2 separate regions of the Homo sapiens genome follow, and region 2 is linked to region 1. A link is a contact called in ENCODE Hi-C data. All regions are on one chromosome and are shown on one strand. Each heading gives the region's core, a stretch centred on a gene start or an enhancer-like site at or near the end of the contact. The rest is flanking DNA. Distances are from core to core; before and after follow the strand shown.

Region 1 (6,238 bases), core at 3,592-6,091:
TTCTCACAATGAATATAAAAGTTTTTGTAAAAACAGCAACCCAATCCTATATACTTAAAAGGATTTAAAGCTGTCAGGGACCTGGGCTCCATCACTGACTGTTTCCAAAAGGAATCATATCACCTTCTTGGATATCGGTTTCTTCATTTGTAAGGTAAGGCATTTGTAATGGGCTATGACCTTGGAAGTTCTCTGACTCTGTATCACGCAAAAGTAATAGATCACTACCATGTATCTGGCATCCCAGCATCCACACTCCAGGGGCCTTGGCCACCATGAAGGCATCTTCCAGTGAGGAGGGGAAGAGCATAATGGTGTCCTTTCTGTGATTCCGAGAGATCAGAGTTTGTCCGCGGAGGTAGACGGGGTGTATGTCAGCCACGCCACCCATGCCAACAAAATACCACTGGACCCTATCTTCAGCACACATGGTGAGATTGGGCAGATTTCCATAGATGTATCCATTTATTGCTGAAAACAAATGTATATTAATCAATCAGGCATGATAGATCAGTGCCACCTGGTAAAAATTCTGTGTATTTCCTCATCATATTAATATAAACCTCACAATGTCAACATTGTTCTCACACATAATCTATAACATCTGATTTGTGTTTCATGGGAAAGGAGTCCATATGCATTGTGTATGATGAGAAGTGAGGGGAACACAAAGGTTTAAAGGCAAGAGGAGAAAAAGTTCCTGAAAGGCAGGAAGCAGTGAAAAGGGGAAAAAAATAGAAACTAAGTTCATGAGAGAAGAAACCAAGGATAAGGGTGACGGATTATGATGACATCATTTCTGAAAAATTCTATGTTGGATAAAAACACATATTCATAAAATATTTGGTCAATTATGTCTTTGTTATTCCATATTTTATTACTTAAAGTTACGTCTTTCTTAGGTTTTTACTGTCTATTTTAAATCAGTATGAGACTTCAGAAAACAAATATTGACCAAACTTTACTTGCTATTGGACTTAGGGAATGAGCAGGCTTTACTAGTGATTTGCATTTGCATGTCAACCCAGTATACTCTGATTGAAACGCTGAAAAACATAAACTCAACTAAATAAACTTGAACAAAGGGAAATGACTGAATACGATCATAGAAGTTAGAATTATAAGATATTATGTATGAGAAAGTTCTTTTAATCGTACATTGCATGCTCATGCTCTCCTCAAAACGGGGATCACTAGTATTAATCTTGCCAGATTCAGTAAATGCACGAATATTTTCATCACTATACCAGCTTCTGCTTTCATCAGTTGTAGAAAACATCAGAAAAGAAGACCTGTCAATATCTTTTTCAGTGTCTCCATTCAGTGTCCCTGAAACAAAAAACACATTTCTTACTTTTCATGTAGACATTAATTAGAACCATTGTTACAGATACAACTACTTTTACGATCTACAGTTTTGTTAATTGTTAGGGCACGTGAAAAAGGTAAATGTTTGCGATGTGGGATGTCGGTTTTTGTAAAGTTTACAACAAACTTAAAAAAGCATATTACCTATATGAAGCCATATTTAAAGAATCCATACTCATCTTTACATCAAATCAGTAACTTTCTGCAGTGTCTGCATCTGATGACCATTATCGCGTGAGATTGTTCAAAGTCTAAAAATTTGTGTTTCCTCAAACGAAGGATAACTTTAGTTCATACCAATTTATTTATTCTTCTATGCTTATATTCAACAAATATTTATTGAATATTTGTAATGTGTTAGGTACTATGACAAGTGTTGGGTTTATAAAAGTGAACAAGACAGTTATCTACCCTTGCAGGGCATACAATCAAGGGTGGACGCCATCAATTAATAAGATACTATAGTGTGTAAAGTTCTATAGTAGGGAAGAGTTCAGTGTTTGGGAGCTGGTTAATTTAATTTTGGGTATGGAAATCTTTTCTGAAGGCAGTGACACCTCAGTTGATATTTAAAGGATGAGGAGTTTGCTGGGGTGTACCTGTAGAGAAGATTCCAGGCAGCAATTAAGATAAAAGGAATTTGGACTTTATCGTCAGAACAATCAGCAGTCCTTGAAGGATTTTAAGCAAAGGAGTGACAGACTCAGAATCATCCTCCCACCTTCACCCCCCAGACAGAAAGCCAAGTGGAGATGAATTGAAAGGGGAAGCACTAGAGACTGGTGGGGCAGCTAAGAGGCTGTTGTGGGTATCCTAGCAAAAAGATGGCAGTGGCCTGAACTAGGTTAGAGTTCGTGGAGCTGAAGAGAAGTGAGCTGACCTTGTGATGTGTACGAAGTAGAGCTGGCGGGACTTGACTGATGTATTTAGCAAGTGATGAGGGAGAGGGCAGTATCAAGAATGTTACCCAAGGTTTTGTCTCCAGTGACTAATTGGAGCATACTGGGGCCATTCCCCAAGGCAGGGAACACAGAAGGAAGGGAGAGATTCAGGGCAGGAACAAATGACGGGTTTTGGAATATGACGTATTTAGGTACGGATGAAACACCCAAGTAGAGACGCCAAGTTGCCAGGCCTGACTATCAGTAAAGGAGTTTGAACCAAAGTTACAGATTTCAGACTCATTAACCCACAGATGGAAACAAATGACTCAAAATGGATAAGATCCCTCTGTGCGCTTAGATTGAACAAAAGAGAAAAGTGCTTAGGACAGTGGGAATAAAATAGTTATAATATTTAAAAAGTATATAAAAATATAATATTCTATAAAATTATTATCAGTCCCAAATATTTTATAACAGCCTTATATTTAAAACCATAGGGCATAAATCAACATAACTGTAAGTGAGAAAGTCTTTTTCTTTTTCTTTCTTTTTTTTGTAGAGACACAGTTTCACTATGTTGCCCAGGCTGGTCTCAAACTCCTGGCCTTAAGTGATCCTCCCAACCTGGCCTCCCAAAGTGCTGGGATTACAGGCATGAGCCACTGTACCCAACCAAGGAAGGCTTGATGGCAGTTCACATACTTGCCTTTGAGAATGCAAAGCATTAAGTTATCTTACTGTTTAAAAAGAAAAGGGAGAAAGTTTGGAAATGTTCAGACTAGATAGCTAATGTTTAAGTTAAATATAATAAACACATATTCTTTATCTTGCCATTATGCAGTTGAGTTCCTTGCAATTTTGAGAAGGGCAAAAAGCTCTTCCAAAGTTGGTTTAAAAAGTTATCTCCCGGCTGGGCACGGTGGCTCACACCTTTAATCCCAGCAGTTTGGGAGACCGAGACGGGCGGATCACAAGGTCAGGAGTTCAAGACCAGCCTGGCTAATATGGTGAAACCCAGCCTCTACTAAAAATACAAAAAAAAAAAAAAGTTATCTCCCAAGGAATGTAATTTGTAATCATGAGACTATGTGTGTTTGGCATAGGAAACTGCAATTATTAAAATATTTATTGTGGAGAGATGTTTGTTCACCTAAAATTTAAACTTTGATTGTCATAGGAAGTTAAATTTGCTCATTAACTTCATAATTAATCTAGTGCTGTTGCTTTGTTGATCTTGTTTTAATGAACCAAATCAGAATTTTCAAAACTCTATATTCCCTTGCAAGTTAGAAACATATCAGCAAAACTTCCTCCTTGCAAGAATTATTAATAAACTGATGATTCTAACTGATTCACCTTAAAACATAAACACAAAAAGGTGGCAGTAATTTTGAAGGAAGATGGCCGAAGTGAAGTTTATTGGGTTTGACTACCATCTAGTGACCAACCTGAATTATTGGTTGAACTGAGGGTTGGATTTGAGATCGCCATCTAGTGCTCAGAGTCCAAGATGGCAAGTTTCCATTCTTGACTGGAAAACCAAGGTTAAGGCAGGAAAATGGAGTGCCTTGGATAGTAAAATTCCTCTAGGAGAGCAGAGGACAGCCTACCCATTCTGGTTTACTCTTTTACTGCAATGAGATTTTTTTTTAAAGTTACCTCTTTTACAAGTCAGTATTGGTCCAATAAGTCCCGAAGCTACATCTCTTGCAGTGTCTATATGGGAATGGTAAATTCTTGTCACACAATTACTGTCATTGGGGCCAGGTCCCTGATGTTCTTCTACATACCACTTGTAGGTATATTGTTTCCCTGGCTCCAGATATTCATCTTCCTTTTGCAGGCCTGTCGTATTATCAGGATAGATAGCACCTAGAAAACATATTCTGCACTGTGGTTACAGTAAATATTGGATAACACTATTTTGAATGTGACTCGGGCTTCCTCCATTATGCTACTTTGTATTTCTCAAAAAGTGTGCATTTCTCCCCACCATTTCCCAGATTCCTACCTCCCTAAATCCCCTTTAGTTGGCTTCTACCTGAATGCTCAGCTTGGCTGCAGTTTTTAGACTAAATTGGAATGAGGCAGGCAGTATATAATAGGCTATCATCACTCTTACTGATGGATTCAACAAATATTTATTTTGCACCTACCATGTGCCTAGATCTCAGATGCAGAGGTAACCTCTGGACTCCCGAGTTGCCCTCCATATTTTCTTCATTGCCAGTCAGACTTGGGACCCAGGGCATCCAAGGGTGTCCCTGTTACTTCCAAGTAGCCCACTGCAGTCCGAAGGTGGCCCATGCCGTTACTCTGAACTATTACCTCAGTTCTGACTTTGGACCGTTGCTCTCCTTTCTTTCTTCTTCTCTGGCTAAAGTGTTGCCTCAGATCCTTACCCCTCGTGGCTGGATCCTGCTAACTATGAATAAAATTCCTTTATTCAATAAAAGACTTTGAAACATGAGCAGCCTCTGATTCTCTATTCTTCTTTTGGGACCCTCCTGTTCCACACTGAACATGAAGAAATTATGACTGACTGTTTTGTACTTTCTTCCTGCCCAGCGGCCCAGCTGGAACTGGCTCCAGTCATGGTCCAGTTTCCTGAGTCTGTTTCAGTCCAGAGGATTAATTCAAGGCCTGTTTTCTAGTTCTTCTTCATGCTTCCCTGACGGAATCATCAAACCTCAGTTCAAGTTTTGAGAGTTGATTAAAAAGTAAAAAAATAAAGCAAACTCTTGTTAACATTTTTCACATTATATGTCTATAATATAGACTATTTTTCTTTTTTTTTATAGACTATATTTAAAGGGCAATAATCATTGCAAGATGGTCATGTAACATGGCAAAATAATGATGACAGATGAAAGGAATGGCATATGGGATTTCCGCTGCCCTGTATTATCATAGAGCCTCTGTTGGAAGGAGCACGTATGCTATAGGTGGTACTCTTATCAAGTTGGCCTAAAATTCCAGTTTTCTAAAGATTTATGCCAGGCCTTTTAAAAACCATATTTCAAACACTGGGAAAAAATATCTGTGTTCTACTAAAGACAATTCCAAACTCTGTTTTCCTAGCTTTCCTTGTTGTCTCCCAAAAACTCACAAAATCCTATTTGTTGGCTTTCTCTTCCCTTCCTTTTTTTTTTTTTCCAAAATCATGATGTATCTGTGACTGTAGCTGTGTAGGAGAGAAGAGTCTGCCTGGAAAGTAGTGATTTCTCTTGATACTGATATCTTCCCAGAGGGTGATCCTCATCTACTAGGAAATGGAAATGAGGTGGGGGCAGAACAGGATTTCTGCCAACCTAACATTTAGCTCATGAGTGTTTCCTACAAAACGAAACAAAAAAACACCTTTTTTTTCTTTTCTGGTGAGTAAGGGAAAAGTGTTTTATTTCCTAGGAATTGCATAAGGGCTGTCACTCAATTAAGATGAGAAACTAAAAAAGGACTGTCTTGGGTATAAACTTTAAATACATCAGAAGTAGAGTCTGCATCCACTCTAAACTCCACGTAGCTCAGAATGCTGACCAGTCCATGATTACCTGGCTTTTTCTAATGCAATGTGCTCATACTCTCCATAAGCAAAACTCAGGAAAGAGGATCTGCTTACCTTCATTTTCTTTGGAGTAGGTGAGCCCATGAGGATGATAACTATAAGCTCTTGAAGCATTATTTTTTACATGTACATAAATGAAGTCTCCAGTCTCTGCTTTAATCATTGGACCTAAAAATCCCAACCAGGATGGTTTTTCAATGATCCTTTGAAATGTATTATCAGTATCAATATTGAAAATACAAAGCCTTTTTAAAAACAAAGCTCTTCCTCGCTTGACCTCCTTGTAGAAATTCTCTATAAACAAACAAAAAAGACAGAACTTTAACAAATGTTGACTGGAAAGAAACAAAGTGTTAAATAAGCTAAATGAAAAGTCAGAAGCTCAACAGCCTAATTTTGGCAGATAAAACCCAGAGGCTGG
Region 2 (6,423 bases), core at 819-3,318, 440 kb after region 1:
CCACACCTGACTCAGTCTCCCTTAGAGGTGTGATCAAGGGCCAGTAGCATGAGCTGAGCACAGCCTGCCAGGCCGAGTGGGCGGAACAAGCCCAGAGGGCCTGAGAAAACTTGGGCAAAGGCACCACCAGCCAAAGAGATTTCCGGCCAGAAAAGCGACATCCCAATCCCAAAGATCCCAGAACAACAGTACTTCATACATATACCTCACATAGAGTTGGGATATAAGTACAACTTAGTACATGTGGATAAAGTGCTCTGCAGATATTAATTTCTCTTTCTAATACTTATGCTAATCACAAAAATAGTAAAAATATGAATAGCAAAGAGTGATGGGGATCTCAGAGGGGACTACAACATATTTAACTGGATAAAAAGTCTTGTTTGGTTTGGTTTGGGGTGGGGGTTAACTAGGGAGCCTCATCAACATTTATGGCATTGTCTTCCTAAGAAAATTGGTCTCAGGTTTGCCTACAATGAAAACATTGACAAAACATTGAACATGAATTCTCTATTCAGTGAAGAGAGAATTTACTATTCAGGGCTATTTGTTTTGAATTCAGAAATTGTTCTGCGCCTGGCGTGGTGGCTCATGCCTGTAATCCCAGCACTTTGGGAGGCCGAGATGGGTGGATCACTTGAGGGCAGGAGTTTGTGACCAGCCTGGCCAACATGGTAAAACCCTGTCTCTACTAAAAATTCAAAAATTAGCCAGGCATGGTGGCACACAGCTGTAATCCCAGCTACTCAGAAGGCTGGGCAGGAGAATTGCTGGAACCTGGAAGGCAGAGGGTGCAGTGAGCCGAGATCACACCACTGCACTACAGCCTGGGTGACAAAGGGAGACTCCATCTCAAAAAAAAATAATAAAATAAAATAAAGAAATTGTTCTGATGCTCTGTGGCCTACTTACCTTTTCAACTAAATCTACCCATACTTGATACTTGTCAAAGCCACAGAAAGATAAAAACAATCCTACAAAATTTGAAAACTACTCTGAATATACTGTGATTGAGGGATGGCCCAAAGGAAAATAAAAATATTCTTATCTGGTATTAGGGAAAAAAAAATTATATTTTAACATTTTCTCTTAGAATCATTTACTTATTGATTGTTGAGACCTGTTTTTTAATAGTAAACAAACAAAAAGTCATATTTTATTTTTTAAATTTAATTTCTAGATTTCTTAATACTCATATTATTTCATAAGTGGATGGATGGCTACTTGGGTGGCTCTAAATGTGTAGTTTAGGATATGTCCAGAAGAATTAACAAGTTTAGAAAATAAAAATTTTTATAAGGACAGATCTACAGAGAAATCATAAGAAAAAAAATGTGGGCATACAGTCACAAGAATCAAAAATTATGGGCCAAGCATAGCAGCTCATACCTCTAATCCTTGCACTTTGGGAAGCTGAGGTGGGCGGGTTACTTGAGCCCAGAGTTCGAGACCAGACTGGGCAACATAGGGTGAACCCTGTCTCTATAAAAAATAAAAAACTTAGGTGGCACATGCCTGTAGTCCCAGCTATCTGGGGGCTGACGTGGGAGGATTGCTTGAGCTGGGGAGGTTGAGGCTGCAGCGAGCTGAGATTGTGCGACTCCCCAGTGGGTGACAGACTGGCCTTGTCTGGTTAACATTTCTCCTAAAGGTAATTCTACTTTGCAATTATATGGTGCTTCTTTCCCGTTCGAAAGCAGTTTCACTTCTATTATCTCACTTTATAAGCTTCGAAGGCTAAAGTAATGAATACAATTTTAGGCTATCTTCAGCCTAAAAACAATGAAAAGTTAGCAAAACAAACAAACAAACAAAAAAGATTATGAACTAATGGTCTACAAAGACTATTTTCAAGGACAATTCTTTTGATTGTGCAGATTGATAAAGGAAGCAGGTCTCCTGAGTAATCATTACCTTCCGTCTCTGGTGGGTGTGTTGAACCACACCATCAGGAAAGCCACTAATTATCAGGAAGAGCAAAGCTGAACTGTTCCCCTAAGCTTCTTCGAGGTGCCAGAGCAAATCCAGAGGAGAAAATCCTGCAGTGGAGGGAAAAAGGATTTGTGTCTCTGAGAAAGTGAGATTTAAGATGTATGCCCTCTGGTGCCCAAGAAGTGAAGGACAAGGGTGATGATCCAACATAAGCAATTTGTGAATATGAAATATGTTGAAAGACTTTGAAAATTTCCTGATTAGGTGTAGGGTGGGTATAGTGAAGAAGGATATTCTTGGCTTAAGATATAGACATAAAAATTCATACATTTGGAAGGTCTCTCTTATGGAAATTCAGGAACAAGACTATGGTAGCTTGTTAGTATTCACATGTTTTCTACTACTCACAAGTAGTAAATACTTGTGAGTATTCATTCATGTTTTTCTCCTAGATTTTATATCACCATTAATAAAACAGGTATTATTATTATTCTAATTTTAGAAAAAAATAGAAATGATCATATCATCAAGGCTGATTTATACTGAAAAATAAGTGAACAAGGGAAATTATACAAAATTATATCCCTAAACAAATATATTATAAAATTGCTTACTCTTTTATAATAACTCAATGACATTACCAAGTTACCAGACCCCAGAGACTATTTTTTAAAGTCTATGTGACTATTAGAAAATTAAAGGGCCTTCCATAGTGTCCCATCTTCTCATTGTGACCTTACGTTCTTTTTTTCCCCATAATCACCACATCAAACTTGGAATTTTGTATCTCAAAGAAGCAGGATTGTTTTCTCAAGGAAGCAGATTAAGAAAAAAACTGAGGAAGAAAAGGAAACAGATAGTAGAAAGCAGGAGATCGTTACCAACCACTCATTCAGCCACATGCCATGAGGGCCACTAGTCTCTGTTCACACAGGCTCAACAGCTCACAGGGTCCTCTGCTATCTCACTTTGGTTCTTTTCATTTTAATTTTTTACCCAAAGTTTATTATGGTAAAATATATGTAACAAAATTTACTATCTTAATCATTTTTAAGTGCACAGCTGAGTGGCATTCAGTATATTCATATGGTTGTGCAAACATCACCAGCATCCATCTCCAGATCTCTTTTCATCTTGCAAAATTGAAACTCTATGCCCGTTAAACAACAACTCATTGCTCCCTTCCTGCTACCCCTGGCAACCATCATTCTACTTTCTGTCTCTATGATTTTGACTACTTTAAGTACTTCATAAAAGTGGGATCATATAGTATTTGTTGTTTTGTGACTGGCTTATTTCACTTAGCCTAATGTCCTCAAGGTTCATCCATGTTGTAGCATGCCTCAGAATTTTCTTTCTTCTTCTTCTTCATTTTTTTTTTCTTGTGGCAGGGTCTCATTCTGTTGCCCAGGCTGGAGTGCAGTGGTATGATCTCGGTTCAGTGCAACGTCTGCCTCCCAGGTTCAAGCGGTTCTCCTGCCTCAGCCTCCTGAGGAGCTGGGATTACTGGTGCTTGTCACCACGCCTGGCTAATTTTTGTATTTTTGGTAGAGATGGGATTTCACTATGTTGGCCAGGCTGGTCTTGAACTCCTGACCTCAAGTGATCTGCCTGACTTGGCCTCCCATAGGGCTGGGATTACAGATGTGAGGCACCATGCCTGGCCTGAATTTTCTTCCTTTTTAAGGCTGAATAATATTCTTTTTCTTTTTTTTTTTTTCTTTTTTGAGACCGAGTCTCACTCTGTTGCCCAGGCTGGGGTGCAGTGGCATCATCTTGGGGCTCACTGCAACCTCTGCCTCCCGAGTTCAAGTGATTCTTGGGCCTCAGCCTCCTGAGTAGCTGGGACTACAGGCGTCAGCCACCAAGCCCAGCTAATTTTTTTATTTTTAGTAGAGACAGGGTTTCACCACGTTGGTCAGGCTGATCTTGAACTCCTGACCTCAGGTGATCCACCTGCCTCGGCTTCCCAAAGTGCTGGGATTACAGGCGTGGCCACTGTGCCCAGCCTTAAGGCTGAACAATATTCTATTGTAAGTATATATCACATTTTGCTTTTTCATTCATCTGTCAATGGCCTCTTGGGTTGCTTCAATGTTTTAGCTATTGTAAGTAATGCTGTATGAACACGAGCATACAAATATCTTTGATACTTTGCTTTTAATTCTTCTGAGTATGGCACTGCTGGATCATATGGTAAATCTATTTTTAATTTTTTGAGAAACCACCATACTGCTTTCCACAGTGGTTATACCATTCTATATCCCCCAAACAGGCACAAAGATTCTATTTTCTCCACATACCCTGCAAACACATTTTATTTTCTATTGCTTTGATAGTAGCCATCCTAAGGGTGTCCAGGTGGCTCTCACTATAGTTTTGACTTGCATTTCCATAATGATTAGTAAGGCTGAGCATCTTTGCATGTGCTGATTGGCCATTTGTATATCTTCTTGGAGAAGTATCAAATATCTATTCAAGTCCTTCACCCATTTTTGAATTGAGCTGTTTGTATTTTTGTTGTTGAGTTTTAGGAGTTCTCCATATATTCTGGATACTAATCCCTTATCAGATATATGACGTGTAAATATATTCTCAAATTCTGTAGGCTGTCTTTCTATTCTGTTGATAGTGTCTTTTGATATAAAATTTTTAAATTTTCATGAAGTCCAATTTGTCTGTTTTTTTCTTTTGTTGCCTGTGCCTTTGGTGTCATCACACAAAATCACTGCCTAATCCCATGTCGTGAAGTTTTTGCCTTATGTTTTCTTCTAAGAGTTTTATAGTTTTAGGGCTTACATTTAGGCCATGGATCTACTTTGAGCTAAATTATGCGTATGGTATTAGGTAAAGGTAAAAGTTCATTATTTTGCATGTAAATATCTAGTTTTCTCAGCACCATTTGTTGAAAAGACTGTCCTTTTCTTATTGAATAATCATGGTTCCCTTACCAAAAATCATTTGACCATATATTTGAAGATTTATTTCTGGATTCTCTATTGTATTCATTGGTCTTTATGTGTGGTCTTTATGCCACTACCACACTGTCTTAATTACTATTACCTATTATAAATTTTTAAATCAGTAAGTGTGAGTCCTCCAGCTTTGTTCTTCTCTTTTAGGATTATTTTGACTATTTAGAGTTCCTTGAAATTTCATATGAATATTAAGATTTGTTTTCCTATTTTTGCAAAAAAAAAACCTACTTGTTTGATAGGAACCACACTAAATCTGTAGATCACTTTGGGTAGTGTTGAAATCTTAACAATATTAAGTCTTCCAATCCGTGAACATGAAATAGCTCTCCATTTATTTATGTCTTCTTTAATTTCTCTCAGATATATTTTGTACTTTACAGTACATAGATTTTTTACATCCTTGGTAAAGTTAATTCCTAGGTACTTTATTATTTTTGATGCTATTATAAATGGAATTGTTTTCTTAAGTTTTTTCAGATTGTTTATTGTTTGTGTATATAAATGCGACTGATTTTTGTGTGTTGACTTTGTATCCTGCTATTTTGCTGAATTTATTAATTGTAACTTTTTTGTGTGTGGAATCTTCAGGGTTTTCTACATATGAGATCATGTCATCTGCAAACAGGGATATTTTACTTCTTTTTTTCCATTTTAGATGCCTTTCATTTCTTTTTCTTGTCTCATTGCTATGTCTAGCATTTCCAATGCTATACGGTGAAAGTGGAAATTTTTTTCTTGTTTCTGATCTTAGAGAAAAAGCTTTCAGTCTTTCACCATTAAGTATGATGTTTGCTGTGGGTTATTCACAGACAGCTTTTGTTATGTTGAGTTAGTTTCCTTCTATTCAGAGTTTACTGAGCATTTTTACCATGAAAGGATGTTGAATTTTGTCAAATGCTTTTTCTGCACCACTTGGGATGATCATGTGGCTTTCTCCCTTCATTCTGTTAATGTGGTGTATTACATTGATCAGTTTTCATAGATTGAATCATCCTTGCATTCCAGGAATAAACCTCACTTAGCCATAGCGTATAATCTTTTAAATATGCTGTTGCACTTAGTTTACTCATATTTTGTTCAGAATATTTTTGCATCAATGTTCATAAGGGATATTGGTCTATTAGTTTTCTTTTCTTGTAGAGTCTTTGTCTGGCTTTGGTATCAGGGTAATGCTGGCCTAATAGACTGGGTTAGGGTGTAATCTCTTCAATTTTTTTGGAAAAGTTTGAGAAGGATTGGTGTTAGTTCTTTAAATGTTTGGTATAATTCACTGGTAAAACCATCAGATCCAGGGCTTTTCTTTTCTTTTAAGAGATGGGGTTTCTTATGTTGCCCAGGCTGGTCTTGAACTCCTGGGCTCAAACGATCCTGTCACTGCAGCTTCCTGAGTAGGTGAGACTACAGTTGCATGCCACTGTGCAGGGATTTTATTTCATGGGATATTTTAAATCACTGTCTTTTATAAGAGATTCAACTTTCTTGTTAGCTACAGGTTTATTCAGATTTTCTATTT

Evidence for each region. Hi-C counts contacts between places; a loop is a spot of excess contacts on that map. Pooled maps may share reads with other maps.
Region 2: a map of B cell shows a loop between it and region 1 (36-fold over the local background). The contact joins two enhancer-like sites. A Hi-C loop is called at or near these places in 2 of 168 maps with a recorded cell type or tissue (B cell and naive thymus-derived CD4-positive, alpha-beta T cell) and 6 of 50 pooled maps.

Annotation. Positions count from the first base shown.
Region 1 is chr3:149,269,592-149,275,829 of GRCh38, forward strand. It overlaps the pseudogene CPHL1P. Among named protein-coding and RNA genes, the nearest start is that of TM4SF18-AS1, 12 kb to the right of the region's middle. RefSeq lists an enhancer at 1-1,152. Within about 2 kb of position 4,842, at least 3 of the 41 ENCODE cell types and tissues checked have a DNase peak (open chromatin) inside an H3K27ac peak, as active enhancers do.
Region 2 is chr3:149,715,528-149,721,950 of GRCh38, forward strand. It overlaps a transcript of WWTR1 not described here. Among named protein-coding and RNA genes, the nearest start is that of COMMD2, 34 kb to the right of the region's middle. Within about 2 kb of position 2,069, at least 2 of the 41 ENCODE cell types and tissues checked have a DNase peak (open chromatin) inside an H3K27ac peak, as active enhancers do.